Linked DNA regions of Homo sapiens: region 1 is linked to region 2. The links are chromatin contacts, found by Hi-C or POLR2A ChIA-PET in ENCODE. All regions are on one chromosome and are shown on one strand. Each heading gives the region's core, a stretch centred on a gene start or an enhancer-like site at or near the end of the contact. The rest is flanking DNA. Distances are from core to core; before and after follow the strand shown.

The links. Hi-C counts contacts between places; a loop is a spot of excess contacts on that map. ChIA-PET counts read pairs that join two places held with the same protein, here RNA polymerase II (POLR2A). Pooled maps may share reads with other maps.
Region 1: a map of PC-9 shows a loop between it and region 2 (5-fold over the local background). The contact joins two enhancer-like sites. A Hi-C loop is called at or near these places in 7 of 168 maps with a recorded cell type or tissue (Calu3, PC-3, PC-9 and 4 more), 1 of 37 single-sample maps with no recorded cell type and 5 of 50 pooled maps. POLR2A ChIA-PET finds 5 or more read pairs at or near these places in 2 of 52 experiments (MCF 10A and OCI-LY7).

What each region holds. Positions count from the first base shown.
Region 1 is chr3:193,969,810-193,973,056 of GRCh38, forward strand. The region is part of intron 1 of LINC02026 (long intergenic non-protein coding RNA 2026); the gene reads right to left. Among named protein-coding and RNA genes, the nearest start is that of LINC02026, 32 kb to the right of the region's middle. Within about 2 kb of position 1,767, at least 8 of the 41 ENCODE cell types and tissues checked have a DNase peak (open chromatin) inside an H3K27ac peak, as active enhancers do.
Region 2 is chr3:193,909,206-193,912,800 of GRCh38, forward strand. No RefSeq gene overlaps it. Among named protein-coding and RNA genes, the nearest start is that of LINC02038, 67 kb to the left of the region's middle. Within about 2 kb of position 1,951, at least 2 of the 41 ENCODE cell types and tissues checked have a DNase peak (open chromatin) inside an H3K27ac peak, as active enhancers do.

The sequences.
Region 1 (3,247 bases), core at 517-3,016, 60 kb after region 2:
AATATAATAATAAGTTAAGAAGCACCCCAGGCATGTTTCAATCAGTGCAAGTTGATCAGGACAATACCTTTGCTCACACAAGAGGCTGCACTTTTTCTTAATGAAAACGGACATATGTGACCTTCTTTGGCATGCACCTACCATGGATTTACACTCGGCTTATGCTGTCTACACACCCCATTTGCACGTGTGCTGCCAACAGACCATTCTCTCCTACACATGAGATTTAACCAGACCCAAAAGCTATAAAACCTAGAGACGTTTCATTGTTGATTTGGAAGAAGAAACGGTATGGGCTGTAAGAACTGGAAAAGATTTCTTCTGACTATTAAACTCTGAGCTATTTCAAAGCAATAGATTCTAGCTATAGAGTGTTTAATAAAATGAGGAGGTTTGGGATCTTCCAAGCTATGTTTCATTTCCTAACCCTAGACCATGCTTCTGCAACTGGAACTAGAGATCAATGGGAAGAGCAACAAGGGTAAGGGAGAGTTGATGGATGTGCCTGAGGACGTTTTAGGTTTGTAGTAATGACAACATAGTCCACTGGGGGAGCTCTGCGGGCTGTTGAACATGTAGAATAGGACCTAGTTGGAAATGTGGATTGGAGAGCGAGCATCAAAAAAGTGAGTTAAGGGGGGAGGGGGGGAGGGATAGCATTAGGAGATATACCTAATGTAAATGACGAGTTAATGGGTGCAGCACACCAACATGGCACATGTATACATATGTAACACACCTGCACGTTGTGCACATGTACCCTAGAACTTAAAGTATAATAAAAATAAATAAATAAATAAATAAATAAATAAATAAATAAATAAATAAAAGTGAGTTAAAGCCCCACAATTCAAGTTACTTCGAGGATATAGGATTAACAAAGCCTGCTCAAGCCAAATGATGGGGACACGGCAGGCCAAACAGGGAAGTCTGTGTGTGATGTGATAGGCAATATAAAGCCAGCAAAGGTCTGGGATCAGGGAGGTCATTGTAATTGTCAGGAAATTCATATCAGATTAAGGCCAGTTTTGCCTCCCCACGTCTGTCAGCTGACATGTCTTCTGCCCTGTGAGGAATGCAGAATGCATCTGCTCCCCCTTCCACATGGCAATAGAGAAAAAAGCAGGACTAACACTTTGCCTTTGTGCATTTCACAGGAATAGCAGGAAAAGCCTTTTGAGAAGGCTCAACACTCACAGAGAAAACCACATTAATCATCAGCCTAGGAAACTGGAACACTCCACAAAACCATTGCTATAGATTCAATATTTACACAAAATCTGGAGGTTGAAGTTCTTCCTTTCCTTGCCACAGAAAGGAAACCATGAAAAGCTGCCAGAAAGAGAATCTCAGTTCCTATTTACACTCGCCAAATTCATAAAGCGCAACATTCTCATCTTATAGATAAGGAAAACTGAGTCGCAAAAAAGACAAAGTGTCTTGATCAATAACGTGTTCATACCCTTTACCTGACCATGCACATTTTGAGGTGCGGAAACTGCAGCCCCAAGCGTACAATGCCCTGCCCGACATCACACAGAGAGTGAACACCCAAGCAAACAGTCATCCCCGTTTGCCCCACTGCTCTACCCCATGTACCAACCAAAGCAGGCTAAGCAGAGAGAAAAGGAGGAAGGTAGCTGTGCTGTGTCTGAAGAAGCAAACCAAAATAAGTCTCATTCAATCCGGTCTTTGGGACGGGTAAAACCCCTAGTAATAGAGGAACCTGCAGACACGTAGTTGGGTTTTGGTGGAAATCATTGGGACCTTCTCTGCTATGTTTCTCGAAACAGTGTCTTTCAGCTTTCTGCAAGGGAGTTTCCCAGAGGTCTTATTACAAGTATGGTTTGGCTGGAGCCCAGCCCAGACTTCCTGGGTCAGAATCTCAGGGTGGGGCCCTGGAATCTAAATTTCTAACAAGCTTCCCCAGTGGATTTTATACACACTGAAGTACAAGAGCCACTGTGGCTCACATTCTTGACCAGACAGTATGAAAAGACTAAGTTCAGATCTCATCCCCAAGATGGGGGTCAGACCAGACAGGGGTCACCGTCCCGCCTTTAGCACCCGGGCCCCACGTGCCCTTTCAGCCCCTGCTCGTTGCTCAGCACAGCCCAGCCCAGAATTACTCCTCCTAAAAGACATCTCTCTGCCATTTTAATTTCCAAAACCTGTCATAAAAGCAGCTCTTCTCTTCTGATGAGGTAATTGGTGCCATAATACCATTAGGAGGGTGCCCCTGGTGCACAGCTCAATTAGGAAAGGTGTATTAAATGATTTACATTTCTTTCTTTAGCTGAAACACTAGTTATAGACTTGCTAAGTAATAGGATGTTGTTAATGAGCCATAGCATGGGGCTCATTTAATTCAATACTGTAGCTTTCTAGCTAATTGAGGCATTGTTCTTCTTTACCCCACAGTCCAATTTTTCTTCTCCCAAAGCCAGGGGAAGAAAAAGAAAGGAAAAAAAGAAAAAAGAAAACCATTCGAGGGTCAGACAGCAAAAGTAAGAACCTCCATAGAGTCTGATTCCCAGCCAGTTTATGACAGCCCAGCCTTCCAGGGGATAAGATTCCCTATGTTAAGAGCTGACTGCAGGTTCATTCTAGGCTGAGGCTGAACCTAGAGGCCTGAAGAGCCCCAGGCTGAAGAACCTGGTTACAGTGTCCCCATCCTGTGAGTTCTCCACTCTACAGGAGCTCAGGGGAGGCCTGACTTGGGATCATCTAGCCTTGGTAATAAAAGTGTGGTCCATGAGCGAGCATCACGTGGGGGCTCGCTGGAAATGCAGAACTCATGTCCCACCCAAACCTACTCAGCCAGAATCCACATTTAACAAGATGCTCAAGTGATTCTCATGCGCTGCAAATTTTACGAAGCACTGGTCGAGATCCTTTCAGATTGAGCCACAACCTCCCAGGCCTCCCTCAGGGAGTGTTCCCTACTAGAAGGTAGCCTATTCCCACCCCACAGAAACATTGCTCTTTTTTAAAATATGGGACTATTCTCATGGAGGAAAAAAAAAACTTTTTTAATGAAAACAGAGAGACAGAAAGAAACCCAGAGAGAAACAGTAAAGGCCAGAAAAGGGTTGCTGAACTTGAGAAGTTCAAAAGCCCATATTTCATTTTGCTCACAAAACCACAGACCTCTCCTGCAACACACCCAAAGACTGCAGCTTTGCCTCTGCCAAGCCGCAACTGAATGGAAAGCCAGGAGAAAACACTCTTTCTAACACAGGAGAGC
Region 2 (3,595 bases), core at 701-3,200:
GGCAGGCACCCACTGGCTGCTGCAGGGAGGTCCATGTGGAGGAGAAGGACGGGCCCAGCAGACAGGCACTGCCTGAGATTTCTGTACCCTGCAGGAGCTGGGGCAGGAGGCAGGGTAAGAGAGGCTACTTGTGGTACAATCTGTTCAGGTGGGCCTCTCCCTCCTTGCCCACCCTGCTGTCTTTGCAGGGGTTCCTGGGCCTCTACCAAGCAAGTCTTCAGTGTCCCAGCAGAGAAGGAAGCCTGGTTATCAGGGTGCCTGGGGAGTCTGTGTGTCTCCCCCAGCAGCCCTCTAGTGCCCCAGGGACTGAACCACATTTCTTTCCTCTCTTTATGCCCTGAAGCACACTTGAGCACAGGGCTTTTAGGAGGCCTCAATAAATATTTGTCACCAGAACTTTGCGCAGTCAAATAGAAACTGCACGTTGACACTCTTGGATGGGATTACTTCAAGCTACCCCTTCTCAGGCACCTTGGGTTCTCAGCAACCTCTGACAGTCAGCCTCTCACCCACTCCTCTGTGGGCCTCAGCAGCTGAAGTGGGGATTCCAGGAGTCCTTCTGCCTGGCATATAGAGGGTGGCCCTGGTGAGGACCCAGCGTGCTGTGGAGGGAGAACAGGGAAGTTGCCCTCAGGACCTGACTCCTATGGAAGACTCCTCTGCTGTCTGTGCCCTGCTTCAAGGTGGGAGAGTGGGGTGCCCTGGTGGCCCCCAGGCCAGACCAGAGGCTCGATGCTCAGGGGGCAGGCAGCCATGGTGAAGGAAAGCAAACCTTGCTATTCAGGGAGACCAGTGCCTTCCTCAGAGGATGGGAGGGCGGATATACAAGGAGGCGTCCGGGGGCAAAATAACGGTGTAAGGAAAATGGTACTGCCCTAGAAGGCAGGAGAAGACCAACTAGCCAGAAGCTATCAGAGTCCTGGAGTCCCATCCACCTTCACTCCTTCGGCCTTTTTCATAAAATCGCTATGCCCTAACTCTTCTTCATTCCCCAGTCATGTTGCCACAAGCCACTCCTCACACAGCACCCTCCTCCCCTATACCCTGAGCAGTGTGTTTTCCTGAGAGTTTATATTTTTCCCCTTTGCAAATTATTATCTCCAGACCCTTGAATCTGGAAATGAGAAAATCAATTAGCAAGGGATTACAGTCTCAGACATTTTCCCCCACCTTTTGCTTTAGAAAATATATCAAGAAATCATTGTGACTCTTTAGATGGATATTTCATAAATCTACTCAGTTGAAAACTCAATGAGTGAGATAAAGGTTAAGTCAGATCCCTCAGATCTGTGTGTGCAGAGGTATGTGGAAGCCGCCAGGGAGAAAGGCCCTGAGTGAGGTCACTGTTACCACTTTCTGCCTCAAAATGTAAAGATGCCTTTAACAGAGATAAGGTGAATAGAAAGCCAGCCTTTTGCTTGAGATGAAACTATTATTTTTAAACTGGTCCTAAAAAGTCTGACCATTTCTCAATTTTGTGGGATAAAAAAAAGAATTCAGTAAAAGTTGTGCCATCCAAATTTGATGGCAATTAAGAAGCAAAAGTATCCTCTTTCAGGGAGTGAAAATTTTTCAGACAAAGAAACTGAGTCCTGGAGTGCATAAGTGATTTATCTGAAATCAAAGACACTTATTTTCTTCACTTTTCACACCACAGACTCATGAAGCTTCTGATCAGAGAGCACTAAAACCCAATTGGCTTGTTTCAGGCAAAGGAAGTGCCAGAAAGTCAGAGGTAACTGACTAACTGCTTCCACCTTGGCCCCACCAAATGCTGCAGGGTGATAAGGGTTAAATCAGACAAGTCCCAGCTCTCAGAGCTGCGTGTACTGAGGTGCATGTGAACAACCCTCCCCAGAGAAGGGTTCCTTCTGTTATCTTGATGGCAGGAGTATTCAGTGCCCTTTGCATAACCCCCAGAGCCTTGAGTCTGACTGCAAAGTTTGCAAAGACTGTCTCCAGGCTGTAGCCATTGCAAGTGCTTTTGCAAAGATTAGGCTGTTTGATAAACAGATAAAGTTGGAACTGGAAGGGACTTTAGAGTTTGCCCAATTCAGACCTCTCAACTTTCTGTTTTTTCAAACAGAGGAGGAAGTTGCAGCTCAGAAAAGAGGCAAGAATCATCCAAGTGACACACAGTGACTTGGCAGCGTTGGAGCTGGGACGAGAACATGAGCTTGGGTCACCACCTTGCACAGCCACAGGGGAAGGGTGGCTCCTCGAAAGGTCCCCAGAGCTCTCCTTCAATCCCGGACCACATGCTTCCTCCTTCCAACTATCAGCTCCAACTATTTAGCAGTTGCTGGCTTTGCACAAGGAGAACTGGGAGTAGTCGGCATATCGTTGGTTTGCAGATGGGTCCACCAGCTCAGCAGTTGAAGACAATGCCCCCTTCAACCTTCAGGTTAAAAACATTTATTTTCTTAAGCCGCATCCGCATAAGAATCACCAGGGACTCTTGCTAAAATCCAGCTCCCTGGGCCCCATGTCAGAGTAGGAAGATGAGGGACTTCATTTTCAGAAGCTCCTCTGGTGACTTTTAGAATAAAGCAAGCCTGGAACTCTCCCTCCTTCTTTTGTCTCTTCAGCCTGGCATTCAAGACTCTTTGCTATCAGCCTGACTTCCTGCTGATCACATTTCTATGCCTCACGGAACTTTTTGGCATTTCATAAAAATTTCGTAAATTCATAATAGTGAAAGCTACCATTCGCCCTGCACCTCTAGAGTACAACACAGGCAACTCTCATTGACAGACCTCTCCCAGGCAGATGAGGATAACGGCCCCCACTTACAGTGAAGACTAAGGGATGGGAAGTTTGAATAACTCTTCTAAGGGCACAGAATCCTCACTCTCAGTCACTTCACAGCACTGTTTCCGTGAGCAAGGCCTTCATTTTTCTCACACATATCTTTGTTTATGCCATTTCCTCTGCAAAACTGTCACGCCTTCTGCCTGCCATCTCTGCTTGATAATGTCCGGCTCATTCTTTCCGGCCAGCACCACTTCCCTCTGCTTCTTTTTAGGCACTTGCCACGTTATGCCTTGTGCTGGAGGTGATCGTAGGCACTTTCTCCACTGGCTTTTTAATATTTTTTAGAGATAGGGTCTCGCTCTGTCGTCCAGGCTGGAGTGTAGTGGCTCACTACAGCCTCAACCTCCCAGGCTGAAGCAATCCTCCTGCCTCAGCCTCTCAAGTGGCTGGAACTACAGGCACACACCACTTACGTCCGGCTAATTTTTGTATTTTTTGTAGAGATGGGGTCTCACTTTGTTGCCCAGGCTGGTCTCAAACTCTTGGGCTCAAGCGATCTGCCTGCCTCCGCCTCCCAAAGTGCTGGGATTACAGGCATGAGCCACGCACCAGGCCTGCAGCCACCTTTTATCAAGCCTCCACCCTCACTCCACACAGCAGCACCAGTGATCATTTTTAAATATCTTTCAGGTCATCTCACTCCAGGTTCATCAGGTCCAATGGCTCCCCTCTCCCTATGAGCAAAATCCCTTGCCATAGCCTGCACTGGCTCTCTGGCCTCGTCTACTTGGCCTACTTCTGCCCTCCTCGCCCACCCAGCTGAGCATGCTGGCCTCCCTGC